Regions from separate parts of the Homo sapiens genome. Here all the other regions are linked to region 3. The links are chromatin loops, found by intact Hi-C in ENCODE. Cell type or tissue: GM12878. All regions are shown on one strand.

Region 1 (8,000 bases), 220 kb after region 3:
TCCGAATGGTTACCTGAATTGGGTTTGGTCCCAGGTGTGGATAGATGTGCCCCCCAAGGTTTGCTGTAAATCTCCATTTTTCTAAAGCAGTGTCTGACCTGGATTTGCTGCCAATTTGTAAGCTCTCATGAAATAAAAGTTAATTAAAATAGAGAAAGGAAATGTGTAATAGTCCTTGGAACCCGCGTGGTCTCATAGATGCTTAGCATACTTGTAAAGGCTTAATTAACACACTCACTGGATAGAGACACGTAGGGCCTGGCAGGCAGAGGAAGAAGGACTGAGCAAACATTTCCATTCTTCCTTCCCAGTCTCCCTCCCTTGCTAGCATGCTGTGATGGCCAGTGATGCGGCAGTAAGGGGACAGCGTGATAGAAACGTGAAGCTGGGCAACCTGTTCAAAGCCTGATTTTTTTTTTTTTTTTTTTTTTTTTGAGATGGAGTCTCGCTCTTGTTGCCCAGGCTGGAGCACAATGGCGCCATCTTGGCTCACCGCAACCTCCGCCTCCTGGGTTCAAGCAATTCTCCTGCCTCAGCCTCTCGAATAGCTGGGATTACAGGCGCCCACCACCATACCCTGCTAATTTTGTATTTTTAGTAGAGACGGGGTTTCTCCATGTTGGTCAGGCTGGTCTCAAACTCCTGACCTCAGGTGATCTGCCTGCCACGGCCTCCCAAAGTGCTGGGATTACAGGTGTAATCCCACTGTGCTCGGCCTTTTTTTTTTTTTTTTTTTTTTGAGACAGGGTCTTGCTCTGTCACCCAGGCTGGAGTGCAGTGGTGCGATCATGGCTCACTCCAGCCTCGACCTCCCAGGCTCAAGTGATCCTCCTACCTCAGCCTCCTAAGTAGCTGGGACTACAGGCATACGCTACCATGCTGGGCTAATTTTTGAATTTGTGTAGAGAGGGAGTTTTACCATGTTGCCCAGGGTGGTCTTGAACTCCTGGGCTCAACTGATCCACCTAGGGCCTCAGCCTCCCAAAGTGCTGAGATTACAGGCAAGAGTCACCATGCCTGGCCAAAGCCAGATTTTTAAAGTGGAACATAATCTTTCTTTTTTGTTTCTGTATTAGTTTATTCTCATACTGCTATAAAGAAATACCTGAGACAGGGTAATTTATTAAAAAAAAGAGGTTTAATTGGCTCACAGTTCTGCAGGCTGTGCAGGAAGGATGGCTGCAGAGGCCTCAGGAAACTTACAATCATGGTGGAAGGTGAAGGGGAAGCAGGCACATCTTCACATGGCCAGAGCAGAAATAAGAGAAAGCAGGGGGATGTACTACACATTTTTAAACAACCAGATCTCATGAGAACTCACTGTCACGAGAACAGCAAGGGGGAAGTCTACCCCCATGATCCAGTCACCTCCCACCAGGCCCCTCCTCCAATGCTGGGGATTCCAATTCAACATGAGATTTGGGTGGGGACACAAATCCAAACCATAGCAGTTTCTGACTCTTTTTGTATTGAGGAACATGTCTGATGTAGTAGGCTAGACTTCAGTGGTAGTAACTGAGGGTCTTGGAATGACTAATGACATTAAAAAAATCACAAATGAAAAGTCCACATGAAAATGTAAGCTTTTTATTGTGAAATAATTTGAGACTTACAGAAAAGTTGAAAAAACAGAGTTTCCATATACTTTTTAACCCAACTGCCTCTAGTTTCAATGTCTACATAACCATAGTACAATGACCAAGACTTTGAAATTAATGTTGATATAGTACTATTATATTAACTATATTACAAACCTTATTTGAAGTTCACTAGGTTTTTTGTTTGTTTGTTTGTTTTTCAGACGGATTCTCGCTCTGTCTCCCAGGCTGGAGTGCAGTGGCGCGATCTCCGTTCATTGCAAGCTCCACCTCCCGGGTTCATGCCATTCTTCGGCCTAAGCCTCCCAAGTAGCTGGGACTATAGGCACGTGCCACCATGCCCGGCTAATTTTTTTGTATTTTTTTAGTAGAGACGGGGTTTTACCATGTTAGCCAGGATGGTCTCGATCTCCTGCCCTGGTGATCCACCCGCCTCGGCCTCCCAAAGTGCTGGGATTACAGGTGTGAACTACCGCGCCCAGCCAAAGTTCACTAGGTTTTTTAAATGTCTTTTTTCTGCTCCGGGATAATGCAGGATTCCACACGGCATTTAGTTGTCATTTCTGCTTAGTCTTCTCCAATCTGTGACAGTTCCTCAGCCTTTCCTTGTCTTTTGTGACATTGATACTTTTCAAGAGTACTAGTCTACTGTTTTGTAGAATGTTTCTCACTTTGGGTTTTCTATGATTATATTGAGGTAATACATGTTGACAGGAATAGGAAATAGCACAGAAGTGATCTTGTGCCCTTCATAGTGCATCCTACCAGGAGGTATGTGGTATTGATTTGTCTTGTTACCTGTGATACCAGCCTTATTACTTGGTTCAGGTGAAGTCTACCAGATACCTCCATGTTAGATGAAGTGCTAACCTCTTTCCCCTTGTCTGTCCTCTGGCTCATTCACAGCAGACAGCTCTCTCTCAGCTTTGCAGGGAAAGAAGCCAGCAGATGGCATTGACTCTGCTTCTCTATCCCCCTTCTGCCACCGTGGTAGCAGAGCTACCCTTTCCTGGGCTGAGTCCAGCCTCTCCCTGGGGCCAGGACCAGCTACATAATTTGAGAGGCCCAGTGTAAAATGAAAATGTGGGGCCCCTTGTTCAAAAAATATTACAAATTTCAAGGTGGTGACATAGAGCATAAAACGAAAGGTGGGGCCCCTCTGAAGATGGGGCCTGTGTGACTGCTCGGCTGTGGGTCTAGACTGACCTGGGCTTTGGAGCCCTTCCCTTCCACCTCCTCAGCAGCTTCCTGGAAGCCTCTGTCCTCTTGTTGGTTCTGTCTGCCTCTCACAGTCATCCATCTTATCCCATTGGGTTTTAAATATGCCCAAATGTCTCCAATTGAGAAATGCTTCCATTTCCTCCCTTCTGCTCTGCCACAGTGTCCTTGGGTCTGTAAAGGTTCTCACCGAGGGCCCCAGTGACCTCACATTGCTTTATTTCATGCCCATTTTTCAGAACACTTTTCTTGCCACTGCTGCCCACTTTTGCCCCTGGAAATGGCTGGAGCCTTGTTTCCCAGGACGTCATTCTCTCTGGGTTTTTGTCTTGCCTCTGGCTACTCCCTCTGGTTTTATTTGATCATTATTCCATAGTTTTTAGTTATTATTCTGCTTTAACTCTATTTGGAGAAAAATTTTAGTCTTTTTTTCATTCTAAATATTTTTCTGGAAATGGTAGAATAGTACATTTTGCCTTTAGAATCTTCACCTTTCTTTCAACCAGTACCCTCTTCTTGTTTAGGTCAAAGGGTACAAAGATGCAGTTATTTTGGGTGAGTAAGTCTCAAGATCTAATGTACACCATAAGGAGTGCAGTATCATATTGTGCACTGGGAGTAGATTTAGGAATTCTCAGCACACACAGAATAAAGGACGGTAACTGTGTGAGATGCTGGACATGTAATTTACTTGACTGTAGTAATCACTTCACTATGTGTATGTAGATCAGAGCATCATGCTGTACACCTTATACAATAAATCCCTCTCCCCAAATCAAAAAATCCTCAAGTAGGCATTTTTTAAACTTCTAACGAGCCATGTTAACTTATAAGGATTAAAAAAGACTTTTAGTTATTTCTGAATCCTTTAGGAGTTTTCTCCTCAAATACACAAATTGTCTTGCATCAACTTCATTTACATGGACCAGTTTCCTGGCCCCCAGAAGCCTCAGACCCTGAACATTGCACTGCGCTCTGCCCCTAGCTCTCCAGTAGGTGGCGGTGGGTAGGCGCAGAAGCGGCCTGTGTTAGGTTGGTGCTGGCCTGTGCCTGGGGCCTCTCTCTGCCTTTTCTTCTGAATTAGAAGGAGTTTCCTCTTGGAGCAAATAGCTAATTTGCTTGCTTTTGTGTTGATAGGAGGAGCACAGCCAAATTCTTTTTACTGATAGATAAACACGTGTTTCTATCAATTAAGCTTTTAATTCTCAGTGTTTTATTTTTCCATTATATTCCAATCAGTAATGAAAACTGCTACAATTACATTAAAGAAAAATGGTTCTTTTGGCAAATTTCAACGTTATAGAAAAATGATTCTTTTAGCAGGTTCTTTTAAAATATAAATAAGTTCTTTAAACTATCTGAACAAATGGATGATGTGTGTGTGTATATGGATGTATATGTGTGCATGGGTATGTGTGCATATGTGTATGTGTGTGTATGTGTGTGTGTATATGTGATGTGTGTGCCCATGTGCATGTGCATGTGGGTATGTGTGCATGCATTTGTGTATGTATGTAAGCACCAAGTGTCGTTTTGGTATTTGATGGTGTGCTAGGCACTGTGAGGAAGAGAAGGAACTGCTGCTGCCCAGCCTGTGCAGCCGGGGATAGATTTTGGGCAACATAAACCTGAAAGGTTAATGACAGTGAAAGAGGTGGACAGCATAAGACAACTTAGGAAAGGTTACAAGACCATTCAGTTTGTGCTCCTCCTTAGAACTCTTCAGTGCCTTCCAAGTGCATTTTGCTGAAGCCTTGCATTCCTTGCTGTCATTTGCCAAGGCCTAAGTGACCAGGCGTCCGTGGCCCTTTCTTGCCTGCTCTGTGGCTGTCTTTCCCTCCATCCCTATGCTTCACCTACTGCATCTGCTGTTGCCTCCTCTCCCTTGCTGAGAAGAGGGTCAAGCTCTTTCCTACCTCGGAGCTCTTGTCTCAATTCCAGGGTCTCCCCCTCCTTCTCCAAGAATCTCTGACCCCCACAGTTCCCAGGAAGCCCCTTCGGCTACTCTACTCTGCCCTGTTGCTCTGATGGTGTATTTCACAGACTTCACACCATCTGCTATCATGGTCCACACCACTCATAAAACTCAAGCTCCCTGAGTGTTGTTCACTGCCCTGTCCAGGGAGGTGTGTGTGGGTGGGAGGGGTGGTGTTTGTTTAGCAGTGGTGCTCACAGCTGGTGGGCTGTGGTGTCTATGAATGTCCTGAGTTCAGAGAAGGCCATTGTCACTGCTGTTGCCTCTCAGCCGAGTGGGCCTCCCAGGGGACCGGAGGTTTTAGCTGACCTTTAAGGATATGGAAAGTAGAAGGGATTCCCAATTATTGTTTTCAAATTTCTACTTCAAATAAGGGTAGATTCTTATTTTCAAGAATCTCAGAGCTCTACTTATGTGATGCAGCTACTGCTGGTGAAGACTGAGCTGGTAAAGGTAACCAGCAGTTTGCCTTTCTAACTGGACCGCTGCTTGTTTGCAGAACTGGCTGCTGCAGCATCTGCATGCTTTCCATGCAGCATACCCATCACATTATAGGCTGCTGCGTGGGTTTCATGCTATGTCCTGGCAGTGATAAGTTGGAAGGAGAGCATTACATTCTTGCTCCAAATGACATATTTCCAAAGGGAACAGGACATGGAAGCAGCAGCAGAACCAACTGACTGCTGTTTTGCCTGGTGCATTTTTTGCAGGAGAACACGATTCTGGTAGGAACATCCTGCTTATTATTACCTAGTGCATGATTGCTGGTGCATGAGCTCTTCCATTGGTGGCTAGATATTGGGAGATTTTAACACCCTAGCCTGCCATTTCTGTGATAGAAGCTTATTCTTGTCTTGTTTTAATCTTAAGTGCTCTTTCTCTGCGTAGGGCTTGTTTTCCTGAGCCTCACATGGATTGGGGGGCAGATGGAGGTTTTTCCTGGTGAGAAGGGCCATTGGTAATTGAAGGACTCTTCCCTGGGGCCTAGGGCCCACTTAGTTCATAGTGTTGCCATTAATTATTTACATTCTCATTTATTTAGTGCCATCGAAGCCCTCATTAAATTGAAATGCTGGAAGGAGCTAAAAAAATGAACTTTCAAGTATACATGTTTGAGTTAACGGACGTGTTTATTGACAAATCACTGGGATGAGTTGGCTAGCGAAACACGGTGCCTTCAATTTTACGGAGCTATTAATTTTACGCTCCTCTGAGTATCACCGTTGCTCTGTCCATAATTTTCTCTGTATACTTGTCTTATCAGCAAGCATTAATCCCTGAGCCTGGACCTTGGAATGTCAAGATTGAGACATTCATGGCTTTTGTAGGATCTGAAAGAAATATGTAGGGTAAGGGGGTGTGGGGGAAAAGAATTACATTTGGTTTTATTTATTTATACTTCCAGTGACAGGGGCAGCCTTTTGATTACCTGCTGTGGAATCCAGAGGTGAAATGAAGGACACATGAGCACACAGGTGGCTTGCTTCTACCAGGTGGCCCCATCACAGGTGCACAGAGGGGAGCTCTCACTTGCTGCATATTTCAGTTTGGGGGACAAATCAAATGAGAAGTACTCTGAATATAAGGAAGAATTATGTTGTTGCTAATAACTTTGCATCTCTTCATGGAAGAACAGTTATTTAAATGTACTCCTTTTCACTCTGTTTTTAGGCTTGAATTCTAGATTCTAGCTCCCTAATTGTGGTTGGTTTCAGCTTCAGTGTTCACATGGCCTGAACCAAGCTCGAGTTGTTGACTTGCTGCAGGAGTATGTTTTAAAGTCTGGTTGCCAAGATGGTAGCCAGATCTTGTCAATTACTCCAGAAATATTAGTTCATTTTGTCATATTAATTTATTGAACAAACGCTGACTGAGGGTCCAGCTTTGTTTATGCTGAAGTATCACCAAAACAGAAGTGGGAACTCAGCAAAGCGTCCTCATTACAGAGTTGTTGCTGTTGTGCAGTCTTTGTCAGTGACGCTGACTTCTGGGACGTAGGCTGCCACATGGAAGGCCTCCTACCAGGGCTAGGGCGCCACCTGGCCAGACCTCTCACCACACATGGAATCACCTGGATTTCTGATCCTTTCTGTCTGAGCACCTGCTTTCCATGAATTATGAGATCAGCTCAGCCCTCTGGGGAGTGAGTTGGGTGTAGAGATGGTGGAGCTCCTGACCTCACTCAGCCCAGCCCACTGCTCTGCACAGTCAGAATTTATCCTGAGTCCTTGTCAGTGCCTGGGGGAATGCCTGCCTATTGCATGAATATTTGGTATGAAAGGGTGGGAGCTTAGTAGATGTTTTTCTTCCTGGTGGAGAGCTGTAAGGGATCACTTTTATCACTTTAATTTGTTTCCAAATAGATGGTTGTCCTAAGTCAGCTCATAGTGGGCTTAAAAAGAAGCCTTTACAAGGCTGGCATGACTGTCTCTTTGTTGGGGACCCATTGATGAATTGATTAATCAATTGACTTTCACCTTACCATCTTAAATCCATAGCACAGGTTAAGGAAATTGCAAAAATTGAAAAGAGTTTTTTTCTCTTCTACTGGAATATGTCTGGTAAATTAAAAACTAGGATCTGTTTCTTTTCTACCATTGACACATAAGACATTTCTAATCTCCAACCAGAGCAAAATATCTGTTTTGCTTTAAACCAGTCTCTCAGGACACTAATGGGGTAGTGCATTTAAGGTTTAAGGGCTTTATTTGTTTGTTCCTGTATATGTGTTTTGGGCAGATTCCTAGTTATTTTAATCTTATAATCTCATTTGTGTGTGTGTTAAAAAAAAACGAACTCCTTACCTTGCTGACTTGACCTGCCAAAGATTAACAGCATCCTTTTTATTCTGAAGGGAGAGAGGTAGAGTTTTTCCTTCCATGGATTTATACATTGTGCATAGCAATAATTTAGTTAAACAGACTCAGTATTTTAATTGGGAATTCTTAGCTTGTTAAGTGATTTACCAGGAGCTTCACAGTCCCGGGTAATTGTAGAAAAATGTTCTGCCAGTCAGTGGTGTTTTGCAGAAAACCTTGCCGAAACATTTGCTTTAGTAATGGAGAGAGAATGAAAGATCTGGAAGTGATAGAATTCTAAAAAATGCAGCACTTGCTATACTTTTTTTACAGGCATAGATAAAACCCTTATCTACACAGAGGTGTTTGCCAGCTTGCCGCAGTATAGGTGTAGTCTGTAATGACTGATGA
Region 2 (8,000 bases), 1.2 Mb after region 3:
TTGGTATTTAAGGTGTTGAATTCATGATGACAGAAGACATTATCAAAGCAGAAGGTGGCTGGACGTTCATCTTCCTGGCTCTGCCTCACTCTAACTTTAACCCCTTTTATCTCCTCTCTTCCAGGCCATATACATGTTCTATGCGCTGGCCATTGTGTGTGATGACTTCTTCGTCCCTTCCTTGGAAAAGATCTGTGAGGTACGTGCCTCACATTCTTGGTATGTGTGAGCCAGACTGGGGACTGGACCTGTGCCCTGTACTGTTCCAGCCTCCTCACCAAAGTCCTGGGGAGCCCTCGCAGGGCAGCTGCAGCGGGAACACCAGGCATCACCATGTTTGAGAGCAATGGGCAATATTAGCACAAAAGTGTCATCGGTCTACTGAGCATTTCATGACTCTGATCAATAATCAGACGAAAACCCACAGGACCAACCTCCCCAACTCCATTTAGACCTAACTAATGGTACTATTTGTGTTTTCCTTCCCCATTTTCTTTTCCTTTTAAACTCACTCTTCCTTTCTGTTACTTCCTCCACCTCTCTCTCCTGTGTTTCCTTCTGCCTCCATAACTCTCCTTTGATATCCATGGCATCCTCGCAGGATTAAAAACCTCCAACCGCATACCTCTGCCATGCTTCCTCTCTCTGTATATGTACAGAAATGCTCCAAGCGGAAGCACTGAGATGAAAGAATTGGCCACGGAGATCAGGAAAGTGTCCCTGTTAGAAATCATCATAGTGCATGCCAGGCTGAACAGCAAGTTAAACCCCTTTCATCAAAAAATATTCAGCAGATCTAGAACTCTTTCATTCTCTTGCCTCTTTCATCTCTGTCTGTTTGGAAATGTAGCTTCCTTTATCTGAAAGCTTTCCATTTTATTTATTTATTTATATTTATCGGTTTATATTTTAATTCAGAATCCCTGTTTCCAGAAGGCATCTCCCCCAGACACATCTGTCGAGAACTCGGTTTCTTTATGCCAGTAGTTCTCAAAACTGGTTGTGTCTTCCCTTTCCTTCTCTCTCCCCTGAGTACCTGATCCAGTAGGTCTTGGGAGAGTGGGAGGGGGTAGAATTTGCATTTCTAATACGTTTTTCAGGTGATGCTGAGGCTGCTGCCTAGTCCAGGAACCACAGACTTAGAGAACCACATACCCTAAGCAGTGTCTTCTACATCCTGGAAGTTAGTGTTGGATACTTAAATAAATAAAAAGTGTCCCACAATAACAATATTTAGAGAGCCACAGGAGGTGTTCTCTTCCACAGTAGCACAGAGTAATTGAGGTGGCATCTGAAATGCACAGTGGGCAGGTGTGGAAGCCCTTTGTCTGAGGAATTCCACCTGAGAGTGGGGTCACCTTATGTCGAAGGGGAGGAGGTGTTCCTCACCTGTAACTGGAGTCCTCTGTGATCTCTGAAATACCACTATTGGGTGTTTTATTATTCATGCAGAGCAAAACAACTCTCTCTCTTTCCCATGCAATTTTTTTGGTGTGAATATCAAAATTATATTCTGGAAATGTCAGTACAGTTGTCAGCATGTGTTCTACTCAGTTGAGGACACAGAACCTGTGAATACCCATGCCCTTGTAGGGAGAGGCAATCAAAGAGCCAGAAAATGGCAGGAAAAGAGGGCAGGTGTGAGTCTTTTAACAAAAAAGTTATAAGGAGAGGAAAAGGAAAGAAAATGTTTAAGGAGGGTGAGGTGTTATTTTACTAGGTCCCTGATATGGTTCAGTCGCTAAACAGTGTGGTGTGACTATGTCTACCTGTCTTTAATCATCTCAAGAATTCTGCCAGGTGACTGATATTATCCCCTCTTTACAAACAAGGAAACCAGAGCTTAGAGAAGCTGAGCAACTTGCCCTGGGTCAAGGGATAGAGTCACTATTTGAGCCCAAGTCAGCCTGATTTCCAAGTCTTCAGGCTTTTCTCTACTCCATCCAGAGACGAGCCTGGACCAGGTCATGGTGGTGTTAGAACTGGCTGCACTGCCCAGACCCACAGCGATACTGGAGGAGTGGGCACAGAAGAGCAACCACATTTTCCTGGGCTCTCCCTGCTCCCACCCCAAATCTGGTCTTATAAGCAAGATTCATATAACAAGAGTGGGTGCCCCGTGCCTGTCTCCTGGAAAGACAATGTTGGCTCCATGGACCTTAAACAACCTTAATTGCTGGGGAAACATTATGTCTGTGAATGATGGGTGGGCTGAGGTCAGAGCTCACATATATTTAGAGATCCTGACATGTTTACATCTTCTAAGAGACGTGGAATCAGTTCTCCCTGGAGTTACACTTTCTCACAAGATGAGAGGATCATGACGTGGGTCCACCAGCAGTGGCCTGGAGGGCCTCTCGGCCCTGGATTCTGTTTACTGCCTGTGCTTTCCTTAATCACCTTTTAATGATTCGATACTCTGTGTTTCATGGTTACTCGTAGACTAAAACTGGGAGTGGGGCAGAAAAACACAGAAGGTTGTCGTTTCCAGCTTTTGTGAAAGATGAGTGGGGAGAGAAATCCACACTGTGCAACGAATCATTGCTTGGAGGTCAGGGCAGATTCTCGCTCAGTCTCAAATACTTTAAAGTTAAAAGCAGAAAAATGTGGGGTTCAGGAAAAGGCAAAGAAAAGAAAATGGGAGAAAGAGAAGGAGATAAAGGCAATGATCCAGGATCCGAAACTGGGGTCAGGCAGGCCCTGGTGCTTACAAAGCACCTGCTCCATGCCAGCCCCTTCCCCTGTCTGGACCTTACTTTCTCCTTGTGTGAAATGACAGCCCCTAGATTTTGAACAGTCCAGAGATACCATTGCAGAACGTGCAGAGAGGGTCTCCAGAGTTTAGAGAAATCCTATAAGCCACAGTAGACAGCCTCAGCTGCACTGAGGCGGGAAGGGAGAGAGGCATTTCAGGAAGAAGAGTGAACATGAACCAAAGCGCAGCGAGTGGAAGGGCCTGGCATCCCCAAGGACCATGAGGTGGCAGGCCTGGCCGAGCAGAGGCTTGTCTAGGAAAGGTGAAGTCGGATGGGGAGGGTGGGAGGCTTTGGGACCCATGTGGAGGCTTCCAGGACAGCAGTGGGACATTTGAGCAGCGGAGGATGTGACAATAGGTCTGGAACACTACTCACCCCTCTGACGTCAGCACTAAGCTGGGCTCTGCCTGGACCAAGCTCTATGCCAGGGGCTGGGAGGAAACTAGATCACACACAGCATGTCCCATCCCATCCCAGGGCTCCTAGCTGCAGAGCAGCTCCAGGGTAATATCCACAGGGGGCTGGAGGAAGTGGCGGGGAATTGGCAAGTGCAGAAGTGCAGAGAGAGAGTGGGGGAAGGAGAGATTGACGCTGCGAGGGACAGAGTTGGGAGGAGATCAGGAAAGGGCTTGTGCAAGGGGCAGGATTAGAACAGCCCTTAGAGGGAAGGTGTCAGTGGCCAAGTATTTTGAGGAAGGGTATTTGGTGAGAGAATGTGTGAGCCGCAAAACCAAGATGGGGTTTTGCACCAGCATACAGGGAGCCCTGCAAGCCAGGCTGGGCGTTAGGAATTATTCCAAGCTCTGGAGGGAGCTGGGGAGGGCTTTTCAGGGCTCTGTCATGGTAGATAGGAGTCCAGAGTCAAGAAGACTAGAGTCCTGTGAGATATTGCCAGGGCTGAAGTGAACTGGGGATGATGGAGGGGTATAAGAAGATACAGAGGAAGAAACAAACTGGCTGGATGAAGGAGAGAGGGGAAACGGACATGAACCCAAGGTTTGGATGCCACAACTAATACCCCAGCAGGACAGAACCACAGCAACACATGGCTCCCGCCTCCTGGCAGGTCTCGGCAAACCATACAGGGAGCTGCGAGCTGTGTCAGGCTACCTCACTCACAGACTCTTAGCTCCATGGGACAGGAGTGCTTGGGCACCCCTCACAGCCACACCTTGCAACTTTGCGCTATCTGCGCCTCCATCTTAGGATCTGCTCGGCATCCCATGTGAAGCTTCGCTGTCCAGCCGACAGCGAAGCGACCCAGGATCCTAGATCAAAATCCTCAGTTAGGGCTTCTCCTGCAGACTATTGTGGGTCACTCAATGGAGGCCAGTGACCTACATCAGGGCCACACCGCCCCTCTCTGGCTGAGCAAGGAAGTGCAGCTGTAGGTGCCACTGGGAAGAGAAGGATGTCACTCAAGCTTGACTGCCAGGAGGGAACTGGCTATTCACTGGCAGCCAGCAGCATACTTTCTGGGTCATGACTGAATGCAGAAATGCAAAATCTGGTTACCAGCCTCTAATGTATAATTGCCTTGTCTTCTTGTAAATCACCTTTTGGTTTAACAAACAGAGTAACCTGGAGAGCTCATTGTATAAACCCCGTCTTGGCAGGGCTGATGCCTCATTACCTTCTTTTCAGCCTTAAGCCCCCACTCCCACTCTCTGATCCCGGGGTTTCCAGAATGCCTCAAGGAAGGGGAGTGGGTTTCAGGAGGGTGATCCCCACATCCACACCCCAACATGCCTCCATAACCTCCTAAAGACTCACAAACTGGTTACCATGAGCGTCATTTAGCCTGAGATCAGCATAGTATCACAAAAATCAGGAAGTTTTGCATAAAAGGTTGGATTATTGGCATCTCTTAAAAATCAGAATATCTGGCCACACTGAGGGAACTGGGCAATGCTGCCCATAGAAAGAGGTGAATGCCCCCACCATAGCCTCAGACCTACCGCCTGCTGTGGCCTCCCATGGGCCCACTCCACTCCTGACTGTCATCTGCACAGCCCCTGCGGGAATTGGGTTGAAGACCCCTAGATCTTCCCAAGAGCCTTTAGCTCATAAGGACATGTAGTTCCCTCCCCAAACCTGTCCCTTAAGGAGGACATTGAGAGGAGCTCTGACTCAGCAGGGGATCGGCAGCAGTGGCTGCGCTCTGTGAGAAGGAGAAGGAGGCTGAGAGGGACTAAGTACCAGCCCCAGGTCCCATCGGTCCTACTCTCGCTGAAGCCCCAGTCTTTGCTTCTCAGGGCTTGGACTCTCGGGTGTCACAGTCACCTCTCTTCCGAGATGGAATCCCAACTCACCTGTGCTTTGTCTTTGCTCCTCTGTAGCGCCTGCACCTCAGTGAAGATGTGGCTGGGGCCACATTCATGGCAGCGGGAAGTTCGGCCCCAGAGCTGTTCACATCGGTCATAGGTAGGTGACAGACTGAGGGACATCTCAGACCTTCACTGTCTGAAGGAAAAGGGCTCTGGGAATGGATGGCCCCCAGACCGAGATTGTCTGCCACTCATAGAAAATGATAATCCAGGGACCCCAATGAGTAGAACATCAGCCTCCCATCTGCCGTTGTTGTTTTATTTAAGTGATGCTTTTACTGTGCATGAACTTGTCCCAGACCCCAAGCCCATCACACTCCTGTGCAGCTATCATCCCTCTGTAGATTAGAAAGCTCTCTCCACCCCTCAGCTGTTTCCTGTAGATTCTGAGAACAATCTAATGCTTATGAAAGGTTCCCCATGCCCACCTTGGAATGCAACAGGGCCACAACAGCCAGGCTGATGTGGGATCTGTGTTTCAGGGGTCTTCATCACCAAAGGCGATGTGGGAGTTGGCACCATCGTGGGCTCAGCGGTATTCAACATCCTGTGCATCATTGGTGTCTGTGGGCTCTTTGCTGGGCAGGTAAGACTGGCGGCTTCTTTGTGATGGCAAAATGTGACATTGGGGAAAGGGGAGGCATGGAGTTTAGGCAGGAGACTGTCTTGCTGGAACACAACTTGCATTAGGGCCCAGTGGTTTGGGCAGCAGTGATTTGGGACCTCACATCCCAGGAGGCTGGCCCAGCTAGAAGTGGAAACTGGTAATCCACCATTACTTGGTCTCCATGTTGATGGAATATAGAATGCTCAGGTCCACATAAATAATTAACCAGACTGAAAGATGTGGGTTACAATCTGAAGGGTTCCACATTCATTTTGGTATGTTACTGATCTGAACTAGAATGGCCTAAAACAATTTTAGGTATGATTTTTGCTCATTGGAAATAGAATACATGAGAATCTGCTAAACACAATGAGAATACATGAGAATCTGCTAAACAAAACATGCAGTCATCACGGTTTAGGACACAGCCTAACCTTTTTTGACTGTGGTAGAGCATTTCATTTCTCTATTATAACGTGCCTTTGGGGTTATGAAGGGCTTAGCAAGCCTGCAGTTTACCTATGGAGTTGATGCCACTTCCAGGTGGTGTCCTGCTATCTGAGTTCTTTATGAATACTGGCGTCTGTTTTGGAAAGTCTGGGGAAGGTGCTCAGAAGCCACTGCGTGGGAGGCTCTGGGCGACAAGCCTACACTGCAGCAGCACCTGGAGGTTTGTTTGCAGGGTTTGCAACTGTTTTGCCAACTCTGATATCCTAAATTTCTTCATAGGGATTTTATTCAGAAACAACACAACCCTGAGATCTCTGCCCAAATACCCACAACTTTGTGTATCTTCTAGTAAAAGGCACTTCTAAAAGCTCATGGAGGCTACTCCACTTACAATATCAAGGAACCTGCTGATCCTAACCACTTGATCAGCAGCCTTGATATGAACAGTGCACTGTTCTCCTAGAAGTGGCTGATTGGGTCAGGGGGCTAAGGAAAGCCCCGGGGCAGCCTTCCCCCTACCCTTTGCCAGGGCCCTCACCCCACAGCAGCGGCAAGGGGCACCCCATGCTGCCCGTTCCACTGATGTAGACTCGAGGGTCTCCATGCAGGATACCCCGGGTCCACCATTGCATTCTCCACTGCCCATTTTTACTTCCGTCATCTTCGTGCCTATTGATTTGTCTGGATTGCCTGGTGTGTCAGTTGCCTTCAGGTGACACGCAGAGGGACACCTGGATCTCATCGGGATTCAGCTCCAGGGCCCACAGGTGGATGGGTCCCTTCTATCTGGAAAAGGGGCTCCCAGTACATGGTGACTGAGCTCTGCTCAGCTCCTTAGACTGAATGATTTCCCTCTTCTCATCCTCTCAGTCAATGAGCTCATGTCTTAGATTTTGTGTACCCACAATATGTGCTTTTTAAATCTCCCATAAATGTAGTTAGTATTTTTTTAAAAAATGAGTCTCTGCCTTTGCCTTTGGTGCTATTTGCACTTCCCTGGCTCTCCTTTGCCTTGGACACCTGCTTGTGGCCTTCCACAGATGAACAGTTGCACCCAGCAGAAGAGTCTGTCGCTGTTAGCACTCTCCTAATTGGCATTGTCACCATCAGCAGTATGGTTATTAGTCTGGCTGTTATTAGTGTTGTCATTAGTTCATTCATCATTTGTACCTGAAGCTTGATTCACAAGCAAGCCCAAAGGAAGAGAGATAATGTAGAGAAATGAAACAAATGACTGGGGAGCATCTAGTCAGTGCCACACAACTAATTACTTATGAAATGGCTTGGATGCATGTGTGGCTCATCACTCATTAGTAACGCGGTTCATCCCAGCTTGGTTGGAACACCTGCATCAAAGGCAAAGGGCTCCCTGAACTCCAAAAAATGCTGGTGTCTGTCCCTTGACTCACCCCAGAAGGTCTTTGCTGGCTCACCTCACAACCCTGTAGCCATGGACAGAAGTAACAACCATGACTGTTGGGAGAAGCAGTCCACAGTCCACGCGATGACTCTGGATGCCAACCTTTCCTTCTGACTTTCCTGTCATGTGCCAAACTGGAGATTTTCAAGGCCATCCAGCTCAGGGTTTTGTAGGATCCTTCAAGTCTTTGCAGAGGAAGCAAAATTATGTTTTGGGAAGAACATGGGCTGGGGAATCAGACGGGTCTGGGTTTAAATCCTGATTCTGCCATTTTCTGGCTGTGGAACCCTGGAGAAGTTACTTATGTTCTCAAAGCCTCATTTTTCTCATCTATAGAGTGGGTACAAGCACACCTACTTCCTAGTGTTGCCATCAAGATGAATTGTAGCATGTTCAGCATTAATAGACCTGCTCTACATGGTAAGTCAGTCTCAGTTAGA
Region 3 (8,000 bases):
GAACTTCTCTTGACTTAAATAAAAAGACTAAATTATGAACCAATCAAAAATAATAACTACAACTTTTTAAGACAGTACAATAACACTAAAGAGAAAAAACAAAAAGTTAAAAAGCAGGGGGGATTAAATCTAGAGTTTTTATTAGTTTCCATTTTGCAAGTTTGTTTGTTTATGCAATCAGTGTTACTATTATGCATTGCATGGCTCTACCAAAATATCTCACGTACCCCATAAATATATACACCTACTATGTACCCACAAAAATTTTTTAAATAAAAAATTTAAAAATTTTTTAAAAAGAAGCTCAACAAGTTTCAAGTAGGATAAACCCAAAGAGATCCACAGCGAGACACATTATCAAACTGTTGAAAGAATATGACAAGAAGAGAATCTTGAAAGAAGCAAGAGAGAGGTGATTCCTAAGGTTCAAGGGATCCCCAGTATATTAACAGCAGAACTCTCATCAGAAATAACGGAGGCCAGAAGACAGTAGATCAACGTATTCAAAGTGTTCAAAGAAAACAACTGTAAAGCAAGAATCTTATAGCTAGTAGAGTTTAACAAAAACAGAGAATTCATTGCTAGCAAATCTACCTTATAAGAATACTTATGAAGTTCTTTAGGCTGAAAGCACATGACCCTAGAGAGTAATATGAATACACACACACACACACACACACACACACACACCACCACCACCACCATCACCACCAGTAAAGGTAATTATGTAATTATAAAAGACATTATAAATGCATATTTCTTTTCCCTTCTTCTCAACAGATTCAAAAAGAGAGTATGTAAAACAATATGAATATGAATATAATTATACAGTTTGGCCTATAACATATAGAAATAAGATATATTGACCAATAACAACACAAAGAAGGTGGGTGAGGCCAGGCGTGGTGGCTCACGCCTGTAATCCTAGCACTTCGGGAGGCCAAGGCGGGTGGATCACGAGGTCAGGCGATCGAGACTATTCTGGCTAACACAGTGAAACCCTGTCTCTACTAAAAACACAAAAAATTATCTGGGAGGCTGAGGCAGGAGAATCGCTTGAACCCAGGAGGCGGAGGTTGCAGTGAGTCGGGATCACGCCACCGCACTCCAGCCTGGGTGGCAGAGCGAGACTCCGTCTCAAAAAAAAAAAAAAAAAAAAAAGGGAGGTGAGTAAGAGCAAAGCTTCATTGGGCTTAGGAAATAATCCAAAGGAATAAATTAAGAGAACTATAAATGGGGGAAAAGAAGGCTAATATAACAAAAGCCATAAATAATAGTTCTTTTTTTAAAAGACATCATGTTATAACTAATAATTGTAACAGTGTTTTGAGAGTTTATAACATATATGTAAACATAAACATAATGTTATATTAGAAAATAATGCCACAAAAGTTGGGAAGAGGGAATTGAATTATAGGGGTAGAATTTATATATTTCATTGGAATTAATTTAGTATAAACTTGAAGTATAGTCTGTTAAGATGTATGAGGAAAACCCTATAGTAACCACTAAGGAAATAACTCAAAGTATGTAGTGAAAAAGTCATTAAATAAATCAAAATGTTACACTGGAAAATATGCAATGCAAAAGAAAGCAGTAAAGGAGCAACAGAGGAACAAAAAAGGCATTTAGAAACATTTGGAAAACAAAAAGCAAAATGATAAGTCCAACTTTATCAATAATAACATTAAATGTAGATGGATGAAACAATCCAATTTAAAAAACAAACAAACAGGGATTGTCAGAATGGACAAAAAACCCTGATTCATGGTGCTGGACACAGGGGCTTATGCCTGTAATCCTAGCACTCTGGAAGGCTAAGGTGGGAGGCTTCCTTGACACCTAGAGTTTGAGACCGGCAACACTGGCAACACAGTGTCACCCCATCTCTACAAAAACGTTTAAAAATTATCCAGGTGTGGTGGCTTGTGCCTGTGCTCCCAGCTACTCAGTAGATTGAGGGAAGAGGATCACTTGAACCCAGGAGGTCAAGGCTGCAGTGTGCCATGATTGTGCCACCGCACTCCAGCCTGGGTGACAAAGTGAGATCCTATCTCAAAAGAAAGAAAGAAAGAAAATGAAGGTACACCAAACTTATGGGACGCAGTGAAAGCAAAGCTCAAACAGAAATTTATAGCAGCAAATGTTCACATTCTGAAGAAAGATCTCAAAATCATCACCCTAATCTTTGACCTTAAACGAGGAAAAGAAGAGCAAAGTCAACTTAAAGTAAGAAGAAAGAAGGAAATCATGATGAGAGTGGAATTTAGTGAAATACAGAATATAAAAATAATAGAAAATCAATAAAACCAAAAGTTGGTTCTTGGAAAAGATCAATGAAATTGATAAACCTTTAGTAAGATTGACCAAAAAAAGTGACATCTCAAGTTACTAGAATTAGAAATGAAATAGGAGATGTTATCACCAACTTTATTGAAATAAAAAAGATTATAAAAGAGTATCACAAACAACTGTATGCTAATAAATTAATCAGATGAAATAGATAAATATCTGGAAAAACACAAACTACCAAAACTGATTCAACAAGAAATAGAAAATCTGAACAGACCTATAAAAAGTAAAGAGTAATCAGAATTGCCCACTAGACAAACATCAGATCCAGATAGCTTCACAGGTAATTTACCAAAATTTAAATAATAGTTAATACCAATTCTTCATAACCACTTCAAAAAAAAAGAAGTGTTTCTATAAGGCTACCATTATCCTGATACCAAAATCAGACAGACAGTAGAAGGAAAGAAGAAAACTGCAGACTAATATCTCTTATAAATATAGACACAAAAGTCTTCAAGAAAATACTAGCAAACTGTCTTAGTCCATTTGTGCTGCTATAAACAAAATACTTGAGACTGGGTAATTTATAAAGAACAGGAATTTATTTCTCACATTCTGGAAGCTAGAAGTCCAAAATAAAGGTCCCTGCAGGTTAGGTGTCTGGGGAGGGCCTGGTCTCTCTGCTTCCAAAATGGTGCCTCGTTGCTGCATCCTCCAAAGGAGGGCAACGTTGTGTCCTCACATGGAGGGAGGGCCAAAGGACAAAAAGGGGCCTTAACTCATTCCCTCCAGCCCTTTCATAAGGCACTGATCTATTCATGAGGGCTCCATCCTCATGATCAATTTCCAAAACGTCCCGCCACTTAATACCACCACAATAGAGATTAAATTTCAAAATGAAATTTGAAGCATGTAGCTGGGACCACAGGCATGCACCACCACAAATGACTGCTTTAAAAAAAAAATTGTAGAGACAGGGTCTCACTTTGTTGGCCAGACTAGACTCAAGAGATCCTCCAGCCTTGGCCTCCCAAAGTGCTGGGATTGCAGGCATGAGTCACCACAACTGGCCCAAATTATAGACTTAAAAATAGTCAAAATGGTGAATTTTATGTTATTTAAATTTTACAATTAAAAAAAGGGATAATGGCAGATAGCAATAGCACTGTGCACTAACAACATGCCGTCACGACAAAAGAAACCCACATGCGCCATGTGACTGAGGAACTAGACTACAGGGCTATGAGCTAAAACATCAGAATACTGAAAGTTTAAGAAGGAGCTTACAGGAAGAGCTTCTTTTTCCAATACAAAGAAAATTACTTGAAAAAGAGGAAAAGAAAGAAACTTACTTCTTACACATACAAATAAATCTAAAAGGAAGAGAAAATGAAATGTTCTTTCACAGAAAGAGTGAATTCCCTCCCGACCAGAAGAAAGGGCATCCTCCCCCTTACCTCTTCCTGGGCTGATGGCTGTCAGGAGGGGTTTATGGTCACTCATTTTCTCCTGCCTCTGCTTTTGAGAGGCTAGTTCCTGTTCCTTTTTTGCTAGCAGCTTGCCAGATGGGTAGAAGAGGCCAACAGTCTGTGTTCCTATGTCCCTCTTAGTCCCAACATCAGATCTGGGCAAAGGAATATTCAGGGACTGCCAGGCACATCGGGGCCATGCGTGAGGCAGAAGACATTTTTAAAATTAGAATATAATTTAATCAATCTTGCATTTTACTTATAGAAAACAACTCTAATCAGAATAAAAAGTATCTCAAGAAAAGTGTACTTGGAACTAATAGGGTTTTCCAGCCTTTGCCTCATCTTCCTTGCTCCTGTCTTTCTCAGCAACTTCCAGCCTGATCCAGGATTAGCCATTTATTATCTAAAAGTCAGCAAATCAAGGGGTGTTTGCCGGCCTGCTTGATGCCTGGAAGATATCTATCCTTTTCAGCTCTGTAATCCAATAGAGCATAGACTTCACTACTAATCCACACTCAGCCACTGGTCACCAACATTTTCTCTAACATACTTTCCTGCATCTAAACCTGGGGACCTGAGAGGACTACCATGAAAGGTTGTGCGTTGCACAACGTCACTGCATTCAAAGTAGTACCATTCATATGGTGAACATCATATATTTGCATATGTATTAGGGTAATTTTTCTAGTAGAGAAACCAGTATATTACAAGCAATTTCCAATAGATGGCAGTCAAGTGTCTTGAGAAAAGAACACCTTTGTTTCATTTGCACAAAGGAATAAGGGCTAGTGGCAGTTTAGGATTTAAATCTTTCAAACTGGGTTAAGAAAGCCATGAACGGCTGGGCATGGTGGCTCATGCCTGTAATCTCAGCACTTTGGGAGGCCACGGTGGGTGGATCACGAGGTAAGGAGTTCGAGATCAGCCCGACCAACATGGTGAAACCCCATCTCTACTAAAAATACAAAAATTAGCCGGGCATGGTGGCACGGGCCTGTAATCCTAGCTACTCAGGAGACTGAGGCAGAAGAATTGCTTGAACCTGGGAGGCAGAGGTTGCAGTGAGCCAAAATTGCACCATTGCACTCCAGCCTGAGCAACACAGCGAGACTCTGTCTCAAAAAAAAAAGGTCATGAACTCCCTAAAACTGCATACAAAGTGCTGAGTGTATCCTCTAATAATGATCAATCTTTAACTTCTTATAATAAAGAGATAAGAAGAAACATGGAAAGTCTTTATCCAGCTTAGAGAAATGTATAAAATTATAAAAATCTAACACAAAGCCAGTTGTTAGAGCTTAAGTACTTCTGAAAATAACCTGGTGAGATTTGTCCTCAAACTATGCCCAGCTGTTATAAATTACAAAAGCAATCTTATATACCCTAAGCTTTCTAAAATATAAAAAAGGGGAAGGAAAAGTTCTCAGAATGCTACATAAGAAATTCAAGAGAAGTGCATTCTGTCTCATGTATTTTAAAGCCACTAAAGTGGCATTATGTCTACGGCCTTGCAAATGCAATTAAAATCTAAATTGACTGCATTTATTTACACACCTAGTTGAAATTCCATGTGAAAGTTCTAAAAGTTTTGGGTCTCTTCCCCGGGTTGATTCACAGGGTGGAGCACACACATTCAGAGTTACAGCCTCTTCCTGGGTACCAGTTCTTACTACAGGGGAGGCCTCACCTCAGAAAAAGGGCGAGGTTCCTCAGCAGCTAGAGCCAGGCTTCTGTCCAAGCTAAGTTTCACTAGGGACTTCACACAAATACCACAGGAGCCACAGAATCGGGCAGACAGGTGATTGCTGGCCCCACATTTAGGGCAAACAGAACAGCCAGCAGGAATGCCGAGCTAGAGGATAGAAAATATCTTGATGAATATTAGAGTTATAATTTCCTCATGTAAATTATTCTCATACCATACAAATTAACATATGCCCAGACTCTCTGACCCAGCCATTCTACCTTCCAGAATTTATCCTACAGATGGACAAGTACAGAAAGAAGTGTACTCCAGGTCAACCCCTAAAACACTGTGGTTTTAAAAGAAATCACTGAAAACAACACACATGTCCAGCAATAGGGATGGTCTAAATATAACACAGTACATACATACAAACAATGGATTATGAAGTCACTGAAAAGAATGAGGAGGTTACTAACAAGACACCTTGCTAGGTGAAAATAATTGGGTCAGTGTTCATAGCACCAGTTTACTTATACATGCATTGAATAGCTGAAAGAACATCTCAAGAACTGGATCTGAGCAATTGCTTCTGAGAGGAGAACTGTGGGACTTAGAGAGAGAGGAGACTAACCCTTCACTCTAAAACTTTTTTGTTATTTGCATGCGATACTTAAATAAATACATAGTCTTGAGTGTTTTATTATAAAGGCAGGCAGACATAATTCATTTTAAAAAATGCCAGTAGTCAATAAACGAGTGAAAAGGTTTAACCTCAAAGAAATGCAAGTCAAAACAGTCATCAGAGATGGCTCTCAGTGTAAGATAATTAATTATCTCTATCTCCAGATTCTTAGGTTATAGGTACCAGTAGCGAAATCACAAGAAGTGATTTCTGCAAGGCCATGGAAGAAGTGCCTGGCTCTCTCCAGGCCAGTGGTGAGGTGCTCAGTATACAGAATCTCAGTTTTAAAATACCCACCATGGCTCCACACCAGCCGCAGAAGGACGCCTCCCAGAGATTCCAGCGACCACATCTGTAGCAGGAAATGGTCCCCCCTTTCTGAGTGGGCGGAGGAGGGGCTTTATCCCCACTGCACATCGACTGGTGAATGAAATGGCATTTAAAGGCAGGATCAGTACTATATTCTCTAATCCCCCTCCCAATTCAAAAAAGATAAAAAATTCCCAGACAAGATGAGCCCCGGAAATAGTGTTTTTTTTGTTTTGTTTTGTTTTGTTTTTTTCCCAAAGGAGTACAGCTATGATGAGTTTCACCAATTAATAAATTAGTACATAGAGCTCACATTCCTTCATGGAGATAACAGAAAGTCAATGAAACTGGTACCTTGCACATCTTAATATTTTTCAATATCTTTAATATCAGGGATAGCAAGCCCTACTGTTGATTTAACAGAACAATATTAATGAAGGAAGAAGAGAGCTAAGCTACCTGAGCGGTCATGATTGAGGCTTATCTTCTATCCTTTGGAGTTTTGGTTTCCATAGAAAAATGTGACTTCATTTCCCATTCTTGACACATGAGAACAATTATTTTATATTGGGGACAGAGGCAGAATTGTTTTGTGAGAATTCCTGGGACTATGTTAGGTAAACCTATATTTGAATCTGTTGCTTCCTCACTATTGCCTGGTAGGAGACTTGCTCACTTCCCAAATGGGAGTGACAGCACAGTGGCTGCTACCTGACCACCCACCATGTGCAGGCTCCATTCCCACACTGCCCTGCACCCTCACGTCAGTCCCACTGTAGACCTGGGAGGTGGGTGCTGTCATTGTCCCCATCTTACAGAGGGAGAGCTTGGGGACACAGAGAGGGTGAGATGCACGATTAGAGCCATCTGACTCTAAAGCCTGGCTTCTCTCCCTGACTCCATACAGCCCCTTCAATACAATAGCTTACTCCCAGGTCTGTAGGGAGTTTCAGACGATTACCCACAGTTAAGTGGATAGGAATGCTTAGCACAGGGCCAAGCTCCACCGGCCAGCTTCCTTCCGGTCCCACCTTCCTTTCCACTAGACCCTGATTTCTTCAGGAGAAAGGACTATAATTTCACTTTTATTCCCCGCACTAGGACAGTCCTGGTACCTTGGCACATGGGAGTCATTCAAAAGGTTTTACTGAGTCAATGAATGACTGATTCAATTGGTAACTGAATGTGTATTACCACATATGCCAGGCACAATACTAAGAACACGCACACCAGGGAAAACATTTGCTAAGGGCACTTTTCCCTAAAGACACACATTTTAGTTCACTCTATCTGCCCAGCTCTATCCCGTTTTGCTTCAGGGACCGCTCTGTTATCTAGAATAGAAACCTACTCAAGAGAGGCCACATCAGCCCCCAGCATTCATAGACACCCGAGAACAGAGGGCCTCTTTGTGTGCGCTTGCCTTCATTTCTGTGCAATTAGAGGGAAACTCCTTCAGGTAAATCAAAGAGAAATTCTCTGCAAACTTTTGCTTCAGAACTTACATTTCAATTATCCTATTCTTAAAACAGGATTTTGGCATAAAGGTTGCTGA

Evidence for each region. A loop is a pair of places that touch in the nucleus more often than their neighbours do. Peaks named below come from ENCODE experiments on the same cell type or tissue, not always from the same donor. Only the 100,000 strongest peaks of a DNase experiment are listed, where the experiment ranks them.
Region 1: it touches region 3 in a loop (2.3-fold over the local background); 15 of 110 quality-filtered maps call a loop at or near these places.
Region 2: it touches region 3 in a loop (4-fold over the local background); 4 of 110 quality-filtered maps call a loop at or near these places.

The regions. Positions count from the first base shown.
Region 1 is chr20:18,628,580-18,636,579 of GRCh38, forward strand. The region is part of intron 4 of DTD1 (D-aminoacyl-tRNA deacylase 1); the gene reads left to right. Among named protein-coding and RNA genes, the nearest start is that of DTD1, 45 kb to the left of the region's middle. In GM12878, a CTCF peak has its summit at 3,816 (motif pointing right); a DNase peak (open chromatin) is centred at 3,842.
Region 2 is chr20:19,579,876-19,587,875 of GRCh38, forward strand. It overlaps SLC24A3 (solute carrier family 24 member 3), which reads left to right. Exons shown (of 17, transcript NM_020689.4): 4 at 125-199; 5 at 5,096-5,180; 6 at 5,566-5,669. Among named protein-coding and RNA genes, the nearest start is that of RIN2, 170 kb to the right of the region's middle. RefSeq lists an enhancer at 3,400-3,901. In GM12878, a CTCF peak has its summit at 4,118; a DNase peak (open chromatin) is centred at 4,096; H3K27me3 peaks cover 226 bases.
Region 3 is chr20:18,408,894-18,416,893 of GRCh38, forward strand. It overlaps DZANK1 (double zinc ribbon and ankyrin repeat domains 1), which reads right to left. Exons shown (of 21, transcript NM_001367614.1): 11 at 6,434-6,556; 12 at 5,455-5,619; 13 at 3,753-3,960. Among named protein-coding and RNA genes, the nearest start is that of LINC00851, 34 kb to the left of the region's middle. RefSeq lists an enhancer at 3,689-3,738 and a silencer at 4,609-4,658. In GM12878, a CTCF peak has its summit at 4,496 (motif pointing right); DNase peaks (open chromatin) are centred at 3,848 and 4,388; H3K4me3 peaks cover 848 bases; H3K27ac peaks cover 1,436 bases.